Regions from separate parts of the Homo sapiens genome. Here region 1 is linked to region 2. Evidence: chromatin contacts called from ENCODE Hi-C data. All regions are on one chromosome and are shown on one strand. Each heading gives the region's core, a stretch centred on a gene start or an enhancer-like site at or near the end of the contact. The rest is flanking DNA. Distances are from core to core; before and after follow the strand shown. Region 1 overlaps SLC1A3 (solute carrier family 1 member 3). Region 2 has its middle 29 kb from the start of SLC1A3.

Region 1 (6,761 bases), core at 3,950-6,449, 110 kb before region 2:
CTCCACCCTCTTTGTCATACTCTGGCTGAGAGGCACTTCCCTTAACCATAAGGGGCTTTCCACAGACCTCCCACAGGCAGATGACCTGCTTCTTATGTCTGCATTGTGGAGGTGGCCAAAACCCAGCGTGGGCTGCAGAAGGGAAGAAAATGGTCCCGGCAGAAGGGAGCACTTCCTAGCAGTGGATTGATTTTATGCGGCACTTCCCAGAACGTTTCACAGGGGGCAAATATTGATCTGCTCAGGGTGGCCAGGCTTGGTTCCCTCAGTTTGTGAGCAGCCTTTCTTTTCCCAAACTGGTCATGTAAATACCACATATGCCTTCACAAAAGTTAGGGTGTATGGTTCAAACATAGCGATTTGTAAATTTTTTTTTTTTTTTAGTCGTAAGATCTGTTAGAGAAACCGATTGAAATTAAGAATTTTACCCCCAGAAAAAGGCAAATGCACAAAACTTTCCCCACAACTTCAAGGGCGATGAACCTATTGAACTCTCATGTGGATGACCTAGGGGTCCATGGATCCAACTTAAGAGCCTTTCCTCTAGGTGGCTGCCACCTGCTGGTAGAGAGGGTCAGATTATAGGCTCCAGACACTACTTCAATCTGGAGATTTCATGATATTGCCTGCGAATTCTTTACTAAAAAGCATGATGAAAAGTAGTCATCCGTAAGCTGTTCTTAATGAATAGAGCACCAGCACAATGGCTGTTTCTGGAAATCCCTTGAGATCTTAGTTAGCTCTTTTCACAAATGGTGGTAATAATCACAGAGATAAATCTACCTAATTTGGAGGTCAGACAGGAAGTTACTTTTTCGGAAGGGCCCATGGTGGTATCACACTTTTCTAATCCCGACATGGAAATGATTCAATTCATCTGAGAAATTTGAATCTGACATGGACAAGGAAGTATGGCCTGCTACAGCAAAGTGCTCCGCTCACCTCCTCCTGTTTCCAGCTCCAGTTCTTGGAGTTGAGCAGGAGAGCATGTCCTTACTTATTTTCTTGTGGCTGGCTCTGCCAAGATTTTACCTTGCTGCATGGGATCCTTCCAGAGACTGCCCTGAGCTTATTGTAATATTTCCATGAATGGAAAATGTATTTTTCTTTGAGGAGAAGAATAACAACAACGTGCAAAGATGTTAATGTAAAACTATTTTTTTCTTTATTGAAAATACATCTACAAAGTAATGCTTCCCAGTCCACACTGAGTGCATGTGTATGCAGAGCCTGTGATGGCTTGGCGAGAGGATGGGCTCCCCACAGGACCTTTCCATAAGAAATGGTTAGTATATTAAAAAACACATATTGTGTAACAGAATTAAGTTGATATGATTAAGTCTTTGCTCTACTAGTGTCTTAAGAGGACAGCCACGTACTTTAACATTTGTAGTGTATTTCCGAAATAGAGCCTCGACATTAAATGGTTACTGCACCACAGCCTAATGTTAACTTTTATGCACAGAATGCTTGGGGTCTATATAAAAATATCTCTAATTGTATATCAGAGGATCTATGTCTAGATTTTTCAGTTTGTTAGCATAATTAAGTCCATTCTTCACCATTTTCAGCCAGAAACTCAAACACAGCTGCTACTGCCTGACAGCTCCCACTCAGCGTCTTTGACTGGATATTCCTTAGGGGGTAAAAATTAATCTCTAAACCTGGGAGCTGCCTTGCCTGAAACTAATGCCCCTGCTGTTTTTTTCTCATAACCTCATTGACAGTGTCTTCATACTGATTCATCTTCTACCATTTCTCTTATGGACACAAACAAAACAAAAGCAAACCCCACTCCAGCTGAAAGTTTTGAATGATTTGATAAGTGGGATTCCAAAACAAATAAATATTTTGTTTCCCTCATTCTAAGGACTTTTGATTAAAGAAAAACACTTTCAAATAAGAAATACCCACTCAACTCATGGACTTCTATTAGAGAGCTCATTCATTTGACTTCTTTCAAATATATAAGTCGTCTTATGTTTTGGTAAGCAGACTTCACGGGGGGAATGATTTTGGACTCGAGAAAAAGTGTTTCAGGTGAAAAAAAAAGCCAGAAAAATGAACCTCTTCTTTTTTATTCTTCCTTAAAGAAGACCTGTACTCTTGGTGTTTTCAAATCCTTTGTTTGTAATGTTGCCTGTGCTCAACTCTTTCCTAGCTCTTTAGTGTTCCACAGTGTGACCACAAGCACCCTTGCTAGCTGCTAGTCTTCTCATCTGTTTTCGAAGTCTATCATCAGTTGAGGAGTGGCAGGAGACATTCTTCCCAGAGTAGGAAAGAAGGGAATACTTCCCCCATTGGGATGAACTGGGCAAAGAGTTTGATGAATAATCCCACTCCTGGAATGGCCTCCTGCCTGGCGACTTGCATAACCTGCACTTTGCTCACAGGACCTGGTGACCACCACACACAGCCATCCTGTCCTTAGTTAGAAATGTTCACTCCCATTGAAGTGTCTTTTCTGAAGGCCTCGTGCTCCATGGATGGTACAGGGTGTTCTGAGGGGAAACAGAGGGCAGGTGCTTTCATGACATCACAGGATGTCTGGGCTGGAAGAGACCATGAAGACTTCTAGGGAAGTCCCTCATTTTATAGATGAGGACACTGAGGCCTAGAGGTGAGATGGGACTTGCTCAAGGCCACATGGAAACTTTGCCTTCTGTCTGTCCTCACAGCTGTGCTAGATGTATATGTGCACCTAGCTACTAATGAAATAGGTATACCAGTCAGAAGAGAAAGGGATAAAATCTTACTGTCCAACTGATAACCGGTTGTAATTCAAGTTGTTAACATTTTGAAACTAAAACTGAATTGTATTCTGAAAGATTTTTAAATTTCAAAAGTTGATTTTAAAATGTTTTTAGCCTACTATTTGTCTCTTTAACTTATATAAAAAAATCACATTTATAGGATTGTGTGCCACATAAACTTGTAAGATCTGATCAACACTATTTGTGATCTTGGTACCTTATTCGGTAAGACTAACATGAAATGATTTAAAAATTTCAATTGTGGGATGAAAATTGTACACTTTGGCCACCCAAAATCCTCCCTTGTGTTTTGGAGGACTATTTTCCAGTCTTATCAGAAGGGAGGAAAGGGAAGATGACGGGCTTGCTGGAGCGAATGAGCTGTAATGAGATGGAAAGATTTTATAATGGTTTTTAACACCTGGTGCTCAAGAAAGTGTTTCTTTATGTTAGTCTACATCTTGGTTTCACTGTCGATGGGTTTCTCAGTTTCATTGTCCTGTGCAATCAGTTGATATGGTTTCTTCATTTCATTCTCTTCAATCACTGAGTTACCCATTTCAACATCTCTGTTCTTCAGTTCATGTCGTGACAAGTGCTCCACAATCCCAGCTCCCAGGGAGTCTCCCAGTACGTTGGTGGTGGTCCGGAGGCGATCCCTGCAGGCAGGGTGGGGAGGAGGGAAAAACGAGGCTCCCGTGAGCATCACAAGTTTTCAACTTACGTTAGGAACTGGCCAGCGAAGCACCTCTTAACATTCAGTTCGCCGTATCTACCAACTGCAAGATTACGTAATAGACACATAATATTCATAATAGTAGCTATTAAAGGTTATAAGGCCATATAGATGATGAATGTTCAGTTATTAGTTTGACTGAAGTGAGAGTCCCAACAGTGGGGAACGAGCCTTCTCTTTAAGCCATTCTCATAATAATACTAAGATGTCATTTGTCCCTCTCAGTCTCATTTTCTCATGAATGTATAGTGGAGTTTTGCAAAGACTACATGATGTGTGATGTCACAACTCACTGAAGCAGTTGTGAAACTGCAGAAACAGGAAACTCCAACTGTCTTGTATTAAGCCAGACATTAAGAAAACTTGCAAAACATAAAATAGTACCATTCTTTTCACTAAATATTGGGGTCGAGGCCGGGCACCGTGGCTCACACCTGTAATCTCAGCACTTTGGGAGGCCAAGGCAGGTGGTTCACCTGAGGTCAGGAGTTCGAGACCAGCCTGGCCAACATGGTGAAACCCGTCTCTACTAAAAATACAAAAATTAGCCAGGCGTGGTGGCGGGCGCCTCTAATCCCAGCTACTCAGGAGGCTGAGGCAGGAGAATCACTTGAACCCAGGAGGCGGAGGTTGCAGTGAGCCAAGACTGTGCCATTGCACTCTAGCCTGGGCAACAGGAATGGAACTCCATCTCAAAACAAGTAAATAAATAAAATAAATTTTGGGGTCGAAATGGTTGTTTTTTGCAAAAAAATGCTATTTATGTTAGCATATATAACCTTTTTGTTTAAAGATGATAATAAATTCATTCCATTATTTTATTTTATGAATTATTATCACCTTTAAATAAAACATGTAATAAATTAACAAGTGGAAATTTATAAGTGTGTCTAATATGATAAATATGAATAGATACAACCCATATAGATCAAATGCTGTTTCAGTTCTCAATAATTTTGAAGTGTAAAGATCAAAGACTGTGGAGAACTGTAGCTTTATATGAGAGTGCTCATGTTAACTGATGCTGACTGTGGGCCAGACAGTAGGCTGCATGCTTTCTAGGCATCATTGCACTGAATCTTGCAGTACCCCTAGGAGGTAGAGGACACGGGCACCCTCATTTTACAGAGGTAGAAACTAGGGTGGTTGGGTAATCTGCCCGGTCTCACACAAGGTCAGGACACAAACACAGGTCCAAGTAACTGGGGAGTGAATCCTCTCGCCCAGTCTGGGGTTTCACGCACACTGTCAAGCTCTTTTCATGTTGCAGTTCTAGTGAACATATGTTGTGTTAACTCCAACACGTACTCTGTTCTAGGCTTTGCTTTGGGCATCCTGGGGAAAGATTTTCAAAAGTGGAAGGAAATTTTTAAGAGAAAAGGCACAGAGAATGCCAGCTGGAAGAGCGAGGGAAGGGGGCGAAGGGATGGGCCTGTAGAGGTTAGAGTTTGAGAATGTGGAGGGCACATTTCTTGTAACTTTCCCTAGATCCGAAACTCAATTCCACTTAATGACACTAGCTCTCTTCCCAGTGTCGGCATAGCTCAGCCTCACCCTATTGGGCTAGGATGGGAAAATCATTCCCACTGGAATGGGAAGCACACAGAGGCAGGGCCTAAGCTGGCATGTGGGGCCTGCAGCTTTGTTCCAGCTGCTGTGGTGTCATGTTGTGCAACTCAGAAACAGCCTTGCTGATTTATGTTGCCTTTGCAGACAGCGGGTTTCCCAATTCCTGAATGGCTTTATGGAGTGAGATGTGTGGCAGCCAGATGTGCCCCTTAGGCTGACAGGGGAGTGAGTGCACATGGCATCTGGGGCTCGGTCTCCAGATAAGGACCAGGGGTCAGACAATAAGGACAATTTAACTATGGGCCGAGAGGCCCCTCTCCTCAGAGTTCTTTCTGTAGATGTGCCAGGCTGCCTGGTGCCCTAGAGTGACAGAGGGGGACCCTGTGACAGTGAGCTGGAATGCAGGCCAAGCATACTCACAGGAACCAGTCCACCGCGATGATGAGCGTGATGTCGTCAGTGGGCAGGCCGACAGATGTCAGCACAATGACCATAGTGACCAGGCCCGCCTGAGGAATTCCAGCTGCCCCAATACTGGCAGCTGTGGCTGTGATGCTGTTAACAGAAGTACCAGAACAGAAAACACTTTTACAAAGCTCCCCACGTAGAGCATATACGCTGCAAAATACGCACGGTGCCGATGCCTGACTTGCCATGTAACACAAGAGGACGCGCTTCAGAAAAAACGTAAATGAGATTTTTTTTTTTTTTGAAACAGTATCTCACTCTGTTGCCCAGGCTGGAGTGCAGTGGTGCAAACTAGGCTCACTGAAACCTCTTCCTCCTGGGTTCAAGTGATTCTCGTGCCTCAGTCCCCTGAGTAGCTGGGAATACAGCTTCATGCCCCCACACTCGACTAATATTCGTGTTTTTAGTAGAGCAGGATTTCACCATGTTAGCCAGGTTAGTCTCGAACTCTTGACCTCAAGTGATCCACCCACCTTGGCCTCCCAAAGTGCTGGGATTACCGGCATGAGCCATCATGCCTGGCCCGTAAATGAGATTAAAAAAAAAAAAATTGAACTAATCATCATGCTAACTAATATTTATCATGTGCTTACTATGTGTCTTCTGATATACTAAGCATGGTTTATCTAATTTGGTCCTCGTACAATGACCCTTGTGAAGTTGGACCTATTATTCTAGTCGTTTTTAAATAAACTGGCAGCTATACACTTTTAAACATCCCTGAAAGTATTTTGTAAGGCAAAGTCTAAAATGCTGTAGAGTTACAATAATAATTTGTTTCTAGTAATTCCCCTATCCAAGTGGAGGGTTGTAAAGTTACTGAACATTCATGATTAATGTTGTCAAAAGAATCAAATTTGGTTTCTTAGTTTGGTTTGCTTAGTTAATTCAAAAGCAAAATGATTTATGAACAAAGTTTTATAGTATTAGAAATACTTTTTATGAAGGCAGTGTAGACCTGGCTTGCAAAGCAAATGTTTTATAAATAGTAAAGTATTATCTGGTTATAAGTGGTATTAATAAAGTATTAAGTCTGTCACAGAAAGTATTCATGGTCCCCATACTGGTCCCCTTCTAAGATACTGGGACTTTTAGCTGGTATATGGCTCCCCAGAATGAAGACTACACTTCCCAACCTCCCTTGAAGCTTAGATTAAGTTCTGGCCAGTCAGACATGCATGGAGGTACTGAGCAACTTGCAGGGTATACCATCTCCCCACTTCCGACTGACTAAA
Region 2 (6,887 bases), core at 3,939-6,438:
CACACACAATTCCTAATTGCCTCCAAGCAGATTTTGGTGTTTTACCAATTTAAATAGGAATTGCTAGTGGTTAAATTTTACACATATTTTTATGTGTATATAGAGTAACTGATTTTTTTATGATAAAGCTGATGTTAAAAAACAAACAAAAAACTTCAGATGGCAGTATATACTTTCTCTTTGCCATGCATCATCAATCAGACCTTAAAAATGTTTGGGCTTTTTTCAACATCACTGATCACTACAGAAATGCAAATCAAAACCACAGTGAGATACCACCTCACATCACTCAGAATGGCGATTATTAAAAAGTCAAGAAACAACAGATGCTGGCAAGGGTGTGGAGAAATAGGAATGCTTTTACATTGTTGGTGGGAATGTAAATTAGTTCAACCATTGTGGAAGACAGTGTGGCGATTCCTCAAGGATCTAGAACTAGAATATCATTTGACCCAGCAATCCCATTACTGGGTATATACCTAAAGGAATATAAATTATTCTATTATAAAGATACATGCACACATATGTTTACTGCAGCACTATTCACAGTAGCAAAGATTTGGAACTAACACAAATGCCCATCAATTATAGACTGGACAAAGAAAATGTGGTACATATACACTGTGGAATACTATGCAGCCATAAAAAGGAATGAGAGATCATGTCCTTTGCAGGGACATGGATGAAGCTGGAAGCCATCATCCTCAGCAAACTAACACAGGAACAGAAAACCAAACACCACATCTTCTCATTCATAAGTGGGAGTTGAGCAATGAGAACACATGGACACAGGAAGGGGAACAACACACACTGAGGTCTGTGGGGTGGGGGTGGGGTGAAGGGAGAGAGAACATCAGGACAAATAGCCAATGCATGTGGGGCTTAAAACCAGGGTGACGGGTTGGTAGGTGCAGCAAACTACCATGGCGCATGTATATCTGTATAACAAACCAGCACGTTCTGCACAAGTATCCCGGAACTTAAAAAAAAAAAAGAAAAAAAAGGTTTGAGCTTTTTGAAGAATTACTTGGGAAATCAACCTAAACATCAACCATAATGATGAAGAAAGTTCTCTTCATTTTGGTTGCATCTTGTTCAAAATCAGTTGAAAATATTTAATGAAATTATTCAGTGACAGAAACAACTAAAAACTTATTTTTAAGTGCATAGCAAATTGTAGTTATTAAAAACAAAGCTTTCAAATACATAGAAGCAAGAGAAGAAGCAAAAAAAATAATCGATGAGAGCTCAAGTGGTGAAATAGGTTAACATATGGGAAAAATCTTTTGATGAAGATTTTCGTTTTAATTTTATAAGTTTATGTTACAGTCTAGAATGGATGGAAATTGAGAAGACCTATTATTTTGCAGAATCTAAATTTGATTACATATTTAGAAGAATCATAAAAAGGGACACTTTAAAATAAATTTCATCTTGTAAAAATATTTGTTGCAAAAAGTAGTCTAAAGGAAAAAAACAGTACCTGTAAAAATATTTGGGCTAAAATATTTAAGATCTCAATTTAAAAAGTCAAGATTTGGCTGGGTGCGGTGGCTCATGCCTGTAATCCCAGCACTTTGGGAAGCTGAGGCGGGTGGATCACCTGAGGTCAGGAGTTTGAGACCAGCCTGACCAACATGGAGAAACCTCACCTCTACTAAAAATACAAAATTAGCTGGTCGTGGTGGCACATGCCTGTAATCCCAGCTACTCGGGAGGCTGAGGCAGGAGAATCGCTTGAACCTGGGAGGTGGAGGTTGCGATGAGCCGAGATGGTGCCATTGCATTCCAGCCTGGGCAACAAGAGCGAAACTCCGTCTCAAAAAAAAAAAAAAAAGTCGAAATTTGAGAATAGCCTCTATTTAGTAGACTTTGATCAGAGCTGCCTGTGCAGTGGCCAGCATCTGTGAAGACAAGTAGTTTTTCACATAAAAATATTATGGCCAAAAGAGAAGAGTCAATTGAAGCTGTCATGGATTTCAAATTTATTAATAAAATATTCACCTATAAAGAATGTTGCAGGCTATTTTATGAGAAAATTAAAAATAATAATTTCATATTAAAAATTATGTTGAAAATATTTAATGAAATTATTCAGTGACAGAAACAACTAAAAACTTTTATTTTGAAGTGTATAGCAAATTGTAATTATTAAAAACAAAGCTTTCAAATACATAGAAGCAAGGGAAGAACACAAGTGACATAGTATTATAGACAGAATTACAAAACTGATTAAGTATATGAATATATACCAAGAATAATTATTTTACTTTTATTCTTTTTAATGTTCAGCTATTAATATAATTTTTTTAAAAAATATGCTAACGAACTCAGATGCATTATTTTAACTTCTAAAGAAAATTTCAGCTTAAAAAATTATTTTTAATAAGAATAATTCACAAATTCTCCAAGAAAATAACACCAATTTGTTGATCACTGAATATTTTTATAAATACTATATAATTTTAATTATATGTTTTAAGTTTTTATTTTGATGCAATTTCAAATTCATAGAAAATTTGCAAGAAACCGAGTGCGGTGGCTCATGCCTGTAATCCCAGCATTTTGGGAGGCCGAGGCAGGTGGATCATGAGGTCAGGAGTTCGAGACCAGCCTGACCAACACAGTGAAACCTCGTCTCTATTAGAAATACAAAAATTAGCCGGGCTTGGTGGCGGGCACCTGTAATCCCAGCTATTCAGGAGGCTGAGGCAAGAGAATCACTTGAACCCAGGAGGCGGAGGTTGCAGTGAGCTGGGATCATGCCACTGCACTCCAGCCTGGGCGACAGAGTGAGACTCTGTCTCAAAAGAAAAAAAAAAAAAAAAGAAGAAGAAGAAAAGTTGCAAGAGTTTTACAAGGAGCTCCAGTATGCCCTTACCAGCTCCCATTTTGCTTCCATGTGCTTTAGTATTCTCCTCTCTGTCTCTGTCTCCACTCATCCCCCATTCCCTGTCTGTCTGCCTCTGTCTCTTTCTGTCTCATATCCATGTGTGTATTTATTTAAAATATTATTTTTCTGAACCATCTGAATGTAGGTTCAAGACATCATTCCCCCTTTCTGCTAAATCATTTGGTGTGGATTTTCTGAAAATAAGGATATTAAATTCAGGAAACTTAACATTGTTAAGTTCCTATAACACTGTTTTCTAATCCATAGTCCCTATGTAAATTTCATTTCTTGTCCTAATAATGTCCCTTATAGCTATTTTTTTTTCTGGTTCATGATCCAATCCAGTATCACATGTAGCAATAGTTGTCAGGTCTCTTGGGCTTCCTTTAATCTGAAACAGTTCCTTAACTTTTCCTTGTCTTATTTAACCTTGACATTTTTTTTTTAAGAGAACAAGGCTGTTTGTTTTGTAGAATGTCCCTCAATTTGGGTATGATTAGTTTCGGGCTATGTATTTTTGGCAGGAATAAAGCGATATATCCTTCTCAGTATATCATATCTGGAGGCATACCATGTTGATTTGTCTCAATATTAGTGATATTGACTTAGATCATATGGATAAGATGGTGTCCACCAGAACTCTCCCTTATAAGGTGGAGATATTTTAGTGAAAATTACTCAAAGATCATGTGAATCAAATTTTTACCCACTATAGTTAACATTAGTTGATTTTATCAGTTGTCCTAGATTTGGCCAGAGGGAGCTCCTTCAAGTTGCCTTTTTGTCCTTTTGATATGCTTTCTTATTCTTTAAGCACTTTCTTGCTTTTCAGCATGAGATACCACAGGATCATCTTGTATTCCTTCTCTCCATGGAAACCTGGCTTTTGGCTAACAATGGTGTTTATAAACCACAAACGGATACTAGATATGCTTATTGTTACATGTGTGTCATTGCTTAAGGCTTTCTCAGTGCTATGTGTGTTTGGACATGTGTGGATGTCTCTACAAAAAATTTTTAAAAAAATCAGCTGGGCATGGTGGTGTGTGCCTGTAGCCCCAGCTGCTCAAGAGGTTGAGGCAGAAGGATCGCCTGACCCCAGGAGTTCAAGGCTGCAGTGAGCTATGCATTCACTCCTTGACATTGTCTTACAGGTTCCTAAAGTTTTGTACATCTTATTTCAATGTTTTCCTCTTTCTTTTTATATTGGATAATTTCAATGGGTCCATTATTAAATTTATTGACATTTTCTTCAAATTCCATATCTGATTCCTCAAACTGGCACTTTCTGCTTGAGTTTTAGTTATCTTAGACTTGTGTCAACTGGGGCAAACTCTCAGACAAAAAGCTATATAAACATGATTTTTTTTTTTGAGACAGAATCTTGCTATGTTGCCCAGGCTGGAGTGCAATGGTATGATCTCAGCTTACTGCAACCTCTGCCTCCCAGCTTCAAGCAATTCTCCTGCCTCAGCCTCCTGAGTAGCTGAGATTACAGACATGTGCCACCACATCTGGCTAATTTTTGTATTTTTTGTAGAGACGGGGTTTTGCCACGTTGGCCAGGCTGGTCTTGAACTCCTGACCTCATGATCCATCCGCCTCAGCCTCCCAAAGTTCTGGGATTACAGGCGTAAGCCATCGTGCCCGACCTACAAATTTTATCCAGTGCAGTTCCCTGATTTGAAACACTGACTCTCCTCCAGTTTCTGCTTCTTTTATTGCTCTCCAGAACCTTCAGATGATGATTTAAAAAAAAAAAATTTTCAGCACGATCTACAGAAAAGTTAGTCAATACAAGCTACTTTGCCAATACCAGACATGGAAGTGTCAATACAAATATTAGTCCTTAATTTTTCTAATAAGAAAAAATGTGTAATTTATATCTAAATAAAAATAGGCTTGGTTAATAACTGAAGTGATAGAATAGTAAGTTGTAAAAATAAATAAATTCTCACAATTTAAAATATTTTTATAAATATTTGAGTTATAGTTGACAAACTTGCCTTAAAATATCTCATGTGTTATCATGAGCCTATTTGTACACCACTAGAATATAGCTCATGCCATGAACAATATTCCTCAAGGAAACAATAGCTACTGAACTGTTCTACTTCCTGTTTAATGAAACAATCACATACTTGAATGCTGACTGTGCTAAGTTGCTATTAAGGTTTCTAAATGTACATTCTGTATTTCTGTATTTAGCTCATGGCAATTCAGCCGCAAATACCTCACAGACTGGCACCAGTTTGTGAAACGCACTGTGAATAGTGTTAATATATGGGGCATTTCCCCTCTGGCTTTCTATGCTAAGTCTCACCCTTCCCCATCCAGTTGTATTCTTCATTTTTTTCTACCCTGCTCTGTACTCAAGACGCTGACATGCACTGACCGTGATCCCCTGCCTTCTGGCATCCTGTTGCATTTGGCCAACAGAAATAATCAGCAGGAGATAGAAAGGCAGAAGAGTGAGGTTGGAATGTTTATTCCTACAGCTTTTCTTAACAGGTCATGGAGGGTGAGTTGTGTCCCTGCTCCTCTACTATAAGTCACAGCTCCTGTCAGGTAGCCCTCTCCTTATGCCTACCCTCTTTAGGTACTGATCTACTTTGTCCCCTTGCCCTTCAGTCCCATAGAGGGTGATGGCCCTCCTTTGTTACTAGTATGGTATTGCATTTCCCTCCCCACCCCCTGCCACATCTTTAAATTGTGCTTTTATTAACTATCTTCAGTATATACATGTGCCATCTCTTTACTGTCAGGACTCTGACTGAGACATTCTCCTTGGCTAGGATTTGGGTCTGGGTTGTAAGAGTGAACAATTTGCACAAAACCAAAGAGCTTTCTAGAAGAAATAGAATGGAGACACCAATACCCTCTGTTTTGCAGATTAACATGAAGAGATTATATCTGATGAATTGAGGTGGCTCAGATTGAGGGTCAACTGGTAGATGTGTACATTCACTATGAGAGAAAGGAACCAAGGCCAGATCATCAAGGAAAGAGCTGGCTGGGAGCTCAGGATGTGGCCGAGGCTGTAAGGTTCCTCCTGATGGACCCTTCCTGGCACTGTGGACATACATCTGGAAAACATCTGTGTGTGATTGTTCAGAATGAGCCAGGTAACTAGAAAATGTGCCTTTGTTGTGTAGTGACTGTTGTTGACTTTTACATGTCTTTTTTTTTTTTTTTAATTCACCTTAAGAAACTCCTGCCAAACCAGTAGCATTGATGTGAATTGGTGCCCAGGTCCCTTTCTTTAGTGACGGGTGGCCAGCACAAGTATGATAAATCACCACTGTTCTTGCAGCAGTGACCAAAGATTGAATCTCACTATCAAACTACCTGCTTTCCACAAGCACTTTACCAGCAGCAACTGCACTAGAGCCTGGCATTCTTCAGTGAATGAACTCCTCATATTTCCCAGTTTTCTTCCATCATGGGGTAATAACCAGGACTGCTGCCTTCAGCAAAGCAAGCCTCTTTGCATTCTTTCTTTTAGTATGGGAGGTGAGATACCCCAAAGAGGGAGGCAATACATTTTCACAATAGAAGAGTAGAGCTCAGAGTTATTTAATGTAAATATTTTAAAAAGACTCAGCATTATTTTATACCCCATGTTGGCAAATCACAAAAACAGCTATAAGGTATATCTAAAGTGGTAGGTAACTGAGTCAATGATAACACTAGAATTATAGTCTGTATTATGTTCTTTATAGATATTGGTGCTTTTAGGGCAGAAAGTTTGGTTGAGAAAAGTACATTTACTAAGTAGATAAAATTCCTACCTCATGTGTATAAGACTGATTCCTAAGAAGATGGAATTTTAGAATATCCTATTTCTTACTATATAAACTTGGGCTTGGTTAGATGTTAAGACCAATAGTAGCATGTTTGTGTGGAGAGAGGTCAACAAAGAACTAATCTAACTGGTTAAATTTACCAAGAGTTATTGTTTTTGTGATCTCTTTTTACTATGTTTGGGCCAGTG

The links. Hi-C counts contacts between places; a loop is a spot of excess contacts on that map. Pooled maps may share reads with other maps.
Region 1: a map with no recorded cell type shows a loop between it and region 2 (8-fold over the local background). The contact joins two enhancer-like sites. A Hi-C loop is called at or near these places in 1 of 168 maps with a recorded cell type or tissue (mammary epithelial cell), 1 of 37 single-sample maps with no recorded cell type and 4 of 50 pooled maps.

What each region holds. Positions count from the first base shown.
Region 1 is chr5:36,682,716-36,689,476 of GRCh38, reverse strand. SLC1A3 (solute carrier family 1 member 3) reads right to left here. Exons shown (of 10, transcript NM_004172.5): 9 at 5,479-5,613; 10 at 1,143-3,412. The coding sequence ends at 3,208. The region is part of intron 1 of SLC1A3-AS1 (SLC1A3 antisense RNA 1); the gene reads left to right. Among named protein-coding and RNA genes, the nearest start is that of SLC1A3-AS1, 39 kb to the left of the region's middle. RefSeq lists an enhancer at 1-67. Within about 2 kb of position 5,199, at least 10 of the 41 ENCODE cell types and tissues checked have a DNase peak (open chromatin) inside an H3K27ac peak, as active enhancers do.
Region 2 is chr5:36,573,837-36,580,723 of GRCh38, reverse strand. No RefSeq gene overlaps it. Among named protein-coding and RNA genes, the nearest start is that of SLC1A3, 29 kb to the left of the region's middle. Within about 2 kb of position 5,188, at least 2 of the 41 ENCODE cell types and tissues checked have a DNase peak (open chromatin) inside an H3K27ac peak, as active enhancers do.